Regions from separate parts of the Homo sapiens genome. Here region 1 is linked to region 2. Evidence: chromatin contacts called from ENCODE POLR2A ChIA-PET data. All regions are on one chromosome and are shown on one strand. The core of a region is the stretch at or near the end of the contact, and the rest is flanking DNA. Distances in the headings are between cores, read along the strand shown.

The links. ChIA-PET counts read pairs that join two places held with the same protein, here RNA polymerase II (POLR2A).
Region 1: POLR2A ChIA-PET joins it to region 2 with 15 read pairs in IMR-90. The contact joins two enhancer-like sites. POLR2A ChIA-PET finds 5 or more read pairs at or near these places in 3 of 52 experiments (GM12878, IMR-90 and activated CD4-positive, alpha-beta T cell).

The regions. Positions count from the first base shown.
Region 1 is chr13:27,931,567-27,935,765 of GRCh38, reverse strand. No RefSeq gene overlaps it. Among named protein-coding and RNA genes, the nearest start is that of PDX1, 14 kb to the right of the region's middle. Within about 2 kb of position 1,970, at least 2 of the 41 ENCODE cell types and tissues checked have a DNase peak (open chromatin) inside an H3K27ac peak, as active enhancers do.
Region 2 is chr13:27,453,534-27,457,349 of GRCh38, reverse strand. No RefSeq gene overlaps it. Among named protein-coding and RNA genes, the nearest start is that of MTIF3, 4.9 kb to the right of the region's middle. RefSeq lists an enhancer at 1,578-1,697. Within about 2 kb of position 1,874, at least 6 of the 41 ENCODE cell types and tissues checked have a DNase peak (open chromatin) inside an H3K27ac peak, as active enhancers do.

The DNA of each region.
Region 1 (4,199 bases), core at 721-3,220, 480 kb before region 2:
GGTTTCACCATGTTGGCCAGGCTGGTCTCGAACTCCTGACCTTAAGTGCCTCGGCCTCCCAAAGTGCTGGGATTACAGGTGTGAACCACCGAGCCTGGCTAACTTGACTTTATTGACTAATCAGTTGCAACCTACTTTTTGAAAATATATAATATATATTATACATATAATATATATTATACATAATTATGTATAATATATATTATATGTATAATATATATTTATGTATAATATATATTTATGTGTAATATATATTTACATAATATTATATAATTACACATATATTATATGCATATATAATATATATAATTACATATAATATACATATATATAATATAATATACATATAATATATATAATTACATATATATTATACATATTTATGTATAATATATATTATACATATTTATGTATAATATATATTATACATAAATTATACATATAATATATATTATACTTATAATATATTATACATATAATATATAATATATAATATATGTATTATATATACATAAATATATTACACATATAATATATTATACATAATACATAATATATTATGTATTATATATAATACATAATATATAATATATTATACATAATATATAACATATTATGTATTATATATAATACATAATATATAACATATTATGTATTATATATAATACAAAATATATAACATATTATCTAGACCCCCCCTCAAAGAATAGGAGATTGTTCCAAGACCTTCTTAGTAAGTCATTTCCTTAGATGTTACTATATTGATTAGTATCAATATATATTATGTATAATAATATGTATTATATAAATATATTATACATAATACATTTATATATAAATATGTATTAATCATATCAATATGTATCTATATATTTTGTATAATATGTATTATATAAATATATATTATACATAATGCATTTATATATAAATATATATACATAAATATATATTACACATATAATATATATAATACATAATATATAACACATAATACATTATATATAATACATATATAATACATAATACATATAATATATAATACATAATATATTATATACAATACATAATATATAATATATTATATATAATATATATAATACACAATAGAATATTACATATTATATGTATTATGTATAATACATAGTAGGAATTTTTAGGGATCTCTAGCCCCTCCTCAAAGAATAGGAGACAGTTCCAAGACCTTCTTAATAAGTCATTTCCCTAGATGTTACTATATTGATTAGTATCAATATATATTACGTATAATAATATGTATTATATAAATATATATTATACATAATACATTTATATATAAATATGTATTAATCATGTCAATATGCATCAATATATATTATTTATAATAATATGTATTATATAAATATATATTATACATAATACATCTATATATAAATATGTATTAATACTAATCAATATAGTAACATCTAGGGAAATGACTTATTAAGAAGGTCTTAGAACAATCTCCTATTCTTTGAGCGGAGGCCTAGAGATCCTTAAAAAAATTCTAGTTTGTCAAGAGACTTTCTATCTTTGGTCATCAGACTATCCTTAAATTGGCTGAAATGCTTGTGCCTTACAAGTAAAGCTAGTTGCATGTGGGTATCAATGCTGTTTGACGTGTGACTTCAGTCAGTACAGCTGGCTTTTGCCTCTCTGCTTTATACAGTGGTAGCTTATTTTTGCTCCTACCTGGTCAACTTCAATGTGACTTTGCAGTCCAGAAATTCTCTTGTGAAGAGCCAGGACAAGACCTAGCTGTCCCCATCTGAGGGAGGACTCCAGGGCTCCAGGGAAAAGGGCATACATTCAATTGGTGTGGCAGTTGTTGCCTTCCCTGAGGTCCATTGAGCAAAGAGCTGTCTGTGATTTAGTAGGGCAAGAAAGACCTCAGCTTCTGGAAAAACCACATCCTTCTAAAGGGCTCCACTCAGCCAGGTGAGGTGGCACTCAGCCAGGTGAGGTGGCTGTCACCTGCAATCCCAGCCACAGGAGGCTAAGGCAAGGGGATTGCTCAAGCCCAGGAGTTTGAGACTAGCCTGGGTAACTTAGCAAGATCCCTATGTCTAAAAAAAAAATGTAAAAAGCTGGGCTTGGTGGTACTGGCCTGTAGTCTCAGCTACTTGTGGGGCTGAGGTGGGAAGATTGCTTTGAGCCCAGGGTTTGAGGCTACAGTGAGATGATAGGACCACACCACTGCACTCAAGCCTGGGCAACAGAGTGAGACCTTGTACCTAATAAATAAAAATAAAGGTTTCCACTCACCCAAGTATGTGCTCTTCACATACCTTATCTTACTTAACTCTCACAATAGTCACATGAGATGGGATTATCCCTAATTCACAGGGGAGTAGACAAGCTCAAATGGATCAAGTTATTTGCCCTAGTTCAGAAGGGCAGTAAATAGGGAACACAAAACCGGAAGCTAAACCCTGCCCAAGGTAGTGAAAAACAGCACTTTCAATTTGCACATTTGGCCAGGGATTGTTCCTTTTCTCCTCCACTGGACTGGAGGACAAAGGGTAGCATGAATAATGCCTTGTGCTTTATACAATCTCTGTTTGTGTTTCTGTGGAAAGGCCCAATCATCCACAGGAGAAATTATCCACTCTCCTGTCCTTCTGGCCTAGAAACGTAGTCTTTCAATATTAAATAAAAATAAACCACATGTTCATTGATTGCAATAAATCCAATTATATAATATTTTATATTTATTTATTTATGTATGTATTTATTATTTTTTGAGATGGAGTGTGGCTCTTGTTGCCCAGGCTGGAGTGCAGTGGTGCGATCTCGGCTCACTGCAACCTCTCCGGGTTCAAGCAATTCTCCTGCCTCAGCCTCCCTGCTAGCAGGGACTACAGGTGCTCGCCACCACGCCTGACTAATTTTTGTGTTTTTAGTGGAGACAGGGTTTCACCATGTTGCTCAGGCTGGTCCCAAACTCCTGACCTCAAGTGATCCGCCCACCTCGGCCTCCCAAAGTGCTGGGATTACAGGCATTAGCCACCCTGCTGGCCAATTGTTTATTTCTTAGAGATTATTTTGAACATTTAAAAATGCTTTATTTAGAGACAAGGTATTGCTCTGTCACCCAAGCTGGAGTGTATTGGCACAATCATAGCTCACTACAATCATAGTCCTAAACTCCTAGGCTCAAGCAATCCTCTCTCCTCAGCCTTTCAAAGTGCTAGGATTACAGGCATGAGCCACCTTGCCCAACTCTATTTTGTACTTTTGTTTTTGTTTTTTGAGACAGAATCTCAATCTGTGGCCCAGGCTGGAGTGCAGTGATGTGATCTTGGCTCACTGCAACCTCTGCCTCCCAGGTTCAAGTGATTCTCCTGCCTCAGCCTCCCAAGTAGCTGGGACTATAGGCACCTGCCACTAGGCCTGGCTAATTTTTGTATTTTTAGTAGAGACGGGGTTTCCGGGTTTCACCATATTGGCCAGGCTGGTCTCAAACTCCTGACCTTGTGATCCACCCACCTCGGCCTCCCAAAGTGCTGAGATTATAGGCATGAGCCACAGTGCCCGGCCTTATTTTGTACATTTTTTTTTGTTTGTTTCTAGAACTATGAAGTGGAAATAATTCCATGTAATATGTCGATTTCAAATCAGCAGTATTTCCAGACAGATTTAGAAGTGTGGGACTTCTGAATTTTCTAAGAGCATATGTAAATAAGAGAAATTACTTTCAAAATGTCATACCTTTTGGAAATCAGGCTCATTGAGAATTCTGAAAGAGGAGAGATAGAATTTATTCAATGATGTAAATAATTAGCAGCAAAAATATTGTTACACATAAATTTTTTTAAATTGACAAGTATTACTTGTACATATACATGGGGTACATAGTGATGTTTTACTCCATATTATGTGTGATGATCAGATCAGGTTCTTTACGCTTTTTAGATGTGTAATTATCATTAGAAGTGAGATTTCAGAGTATTCCACAATGTAGACAAGAATCTTGAATGCGTGCTGATGATATGGCATATATTTAAGGTTTCTATATGCTCTATGTTCAGGGAAGGACTCCAAGGTGTTCAACTTGAAGTTGAATGATAGAATACTGCTTAAAGTTAGAGCTATTTATGCTTTCAAAAGCCATGGGATCTCATTTACAGAGGAAATAATTTTAATGAAACATCAGGACTATGATTTTTTTTTTTTTTTTTGAG
Region 2 (3,816 bases), core at 625-3,124:
ACAATCATGATACTCCCAGTTCTTTTTTTTTTTTTTTTTTTTGAGATGGAGTTTCGCTCTGTTGCCCAGGCTGGAGTGCAGTGGCACAATCTCGGCTCACCGCAACCTCCGCCTCCCAGGTTCATGCCATTCTCCTGCCTCAGCCTCCTGAGTAGCTGGGGCTACAGGCATGCGCCACCAGGTCTGGCTAATTTTTTGGTATTTTTAGTAGAGATGGGGTTTCACCATGTTGGTCAGGCTGGGCTTGAACTTCTGACCTCAAATGATCTGCCTGCCTCGGCCTCTCAAATTGCTGGGATTACAGGCATTGAGCCATCATGCCTGGACTGATACTCCTAGTTCTTAAAAAATATCATACCATACTTCAGAAAGCAAGAATGTTTGTAATACATTATATAAAATACTTTCATTCATAATGGTAAAAATATAGAAGTTTGTATTGATTTGAGAGGTAAGCTTAGGGTATCTGGAAGATTGCCTTATATAAAACATCTTATTTCCCAAATAATACTTAAATGAGTCCTCACCATACCTGAAACAAACACATTTTCAAATGCAGATTATAGTTCAGCACTTAGATGTGTAGATTACATTTTCCTTGCTGACCGTCAGGTAGAAACATGGCTCTGAAAACCCAAGTTCAGCATTTGAAAATCTCAGCTAAATAAATGATTAAACTCATTCAAAAGCTAAGCCTCGTATTTATCAGAGAAATGCAGCTGAAAAACACATAAGGCCTTAGTATGATGCGCGACACTGAGTATCAGTCCTAGGTAATCATACATTTCCAGTTGAAGCGCTAGAATTTACATGACTCTCTTTTGAAAGCCCAATTTCCGTAACAGTTCAGTTCTTGAACAGAAACTGCAGAGTAACAGAATTTTAAGAGCGGGCATAAAGGACATACGCAGAAATCTATGGCTATCTTTCTTTGCTTACATAGAAATGCAATAAACAACTAGTCCTGCCCAGTATTATGTTCTAAATTTGAAGAAATGCACCTACAGAGAAGGCCGCTTTGATAATTTTGAATAACTGGGAAAAGTTTACTAGGATGGCCGAGAGAAAAATTCACACAAAGAATCTTCTAGAAGTTGGAGCTCTGCATCTGACTGCTGGAGCGTTCCTCCATTTCCAATAGAGGTTTTTTTTTCACAGATTATTTTTGACTTAGCCAAGCAGGGAGCCTATTTCAAAGCTCCCAATTTGGAAATCATGGAAGCTTTATGAAGTTTTCCACCTGCATCTCTTTTTAGGAACACAGTTCTTTATTCTCTAAGGGATGAAAACCTTTAGCATATAAAAACTTTGTTAAGCTGTCACTATCAATAGGGGGAAAAAAATAACAGTGGACAAAGAAGAAACAAATTGCATCTTCGAATAAGTTTTCTTGAAGCTCTTGTTAAAAGCTATAACCTCTGATGTTAACTAAATTTAACCCATTCTGACCCTCGTGGCGGCCCTTAACCTCTTCTTTCTTCTGTTTCCTGTGGCTGCTGGAGAGAACTAGCCCAGTTATTGGAAAAGCGTTCTCTGTAGCACACAAAGGCCCAGCCTTCCTGCTACCCCATCAGGAGGCCCCGAGTCGACCGAGGGGTCAGCACCTGTGCCGAGAAGCAGGTGACAGTGAACTGCCTGCATCCTTCTTGGGCAAGTTTGTAAGAGTGTCTACCCTTCAAATATCACACTGCAGTTTCAGGCATTCAAGCCACTGAAGTTTAGATTTTCTTTGTGAATGCAGACTTTACACAAATTAATCTATTGCTGTTCAACTGACTGTAAAATTAGTAGATTTACTGTTGCAAAAAAAAAAAAAAAGAAAAACTAAGAGCTTTCACTTTCACTTTGGTAAGGTCATGGATGTGTCCTAGGCTGCTAACAAAGCAGGCTTTAAAAATCTTTGCAGCAGAACCTAGCAACTTGCAAGGTGAAAAAGCAGCAAAACAATGACTCCAATGTACAGTTGAAAGTCTACTTCCCTATACAGTAAACATCTGAAATTCCACATTTGAGGAACTTTCAAAAATGGAATAATTTGCCTTTAATTCCATTTGCCTCAAAGATGGGAAACTGTGAGAGCACAAATTTATTTTATCACAAACATTCTATTTGCTGTCAGTCCTCCCCTCCTTAAACAGCCTTGTAACTACGTCTCACATAGGTGTTTAAAAATAGTATAGGGTTGCATTCTTTTTTTTTTTTGTTTTGAGATGGAGTCTCCCTCTGTCATCCAGGCTGGAGTGCAGTGGCGCAATCTTGGCTCACTGCAACCTCCGCCTCCCTGGTTCAAGGGATTCTCCTGCCTCCGCCTCTCAAGTAGCTGGGACTACAGGCACACACCACCATGCCCAGCTAATCTTTTTTCTTTTTTTTTTTTTTTTTTGTATTTTTAGTAGAGATGGGGTTTCGTCATGTTGGCCACGCTGGTCTTGAACTCCTGACCTCATGATCTGCTTGCCTCGGTCTCCCAAAGTCCTGGGGTTACAGGCATGAGACACTGTGCCCGGCTGGGTTGCATTCTAAATGTAAAATGCTAACTAATCATTTGGTACTGTTTTGCTTTATCTACACAACAGTCAGCATGGTACACTTTGTACTAGCTCTTTGTTGTTCTGCATGATGTCCTATGATGGTAATAGAAATTATTTTCATTGTTTCAAAACGATCAAAGTTAACTGAATCACCTCAAAACTCAACACCTCTGAAATGGAAAGACATGTCTCTGTTGTGTTCCAAATGAAACTTCTGAACCTATTTTCTGCTTCTGCAGTTGCACAAGAGACTTTTCACAGAAGTGGATCTTCCATATACAAATATTTTTATTTGGCAGATATGAAAGTTTTTAAAACTTTATTACAATATGTCATTCATTTTAGACATTTTGCTGATTCACAACCACCACGTTTTAATAACTGAGGCCATCATATTCTGACAAGAGAAATGATTAATCTGGAGTCTAATGTTATGGGAAATCTCACTCATGGTAAGGAAATTTATTTTGAATCTAGCAAATAGTTTGAGAGCACACAAAGGGTTATAACACAGATGTGGTCACCAGATGTTCTCCAGCTCTACTGCAGAACCAGACTAAGTAGCAACATGATGGATTTAGGTTATGTAAAGGAAAAGACTCCCGTCTTATAAAACATTGAAATGAGAAGCTAAATCTCCTGGCCTCGAGTTTTGTTTTGGCTTGTTTTAAATATAGAGATGTTTTACATGTTTGGAATGGATTAATTATAGTCCTGCCTGAGGAAAATGGTAGAGATTTCATAAGAAGGCTTTCGGCTTTAATAGTTTCTAACAGACAATAATAGACACACAATATTGGGCTGACAGTATCTTCAGGAAGCTTTGAACGAGTTACCTAACACTCAGCCAAAGCCTCTTGCATGCCTTGTTTCTATGACTCTTGACAAGTCTGTAAACATCAACTAAGGAGAGCATGGACCCTTTTGGCTATTAAACTGGCCTTGTAATGACAGAGTTGCTGCTGTTTAAGATAACTGCTCTCAGCTACATTTAGTTGGCACTACATAGGATCTCACACATAATAGACTTAAATTCCCCCAATTTTAGCAAAACTGCCCAGGTAAGAGTTTATAATCTGGAGAGGGAGGAGTATCTAATCTATGAACAATTATTTGTTAAAGAATATGCTGAATATCTGAACCCACATGGGCTTTAAAGTTTGAAGATGCTTCGTATCTTCAAAATAAACCCAAGATTTTGACTGGGCATGGTGGCTCATGCCTGTAATCCCAGCACTTTTTGGGGCCGAGGCAGGTGGATTACCTGAGGTCAGGAGTTCGAGAC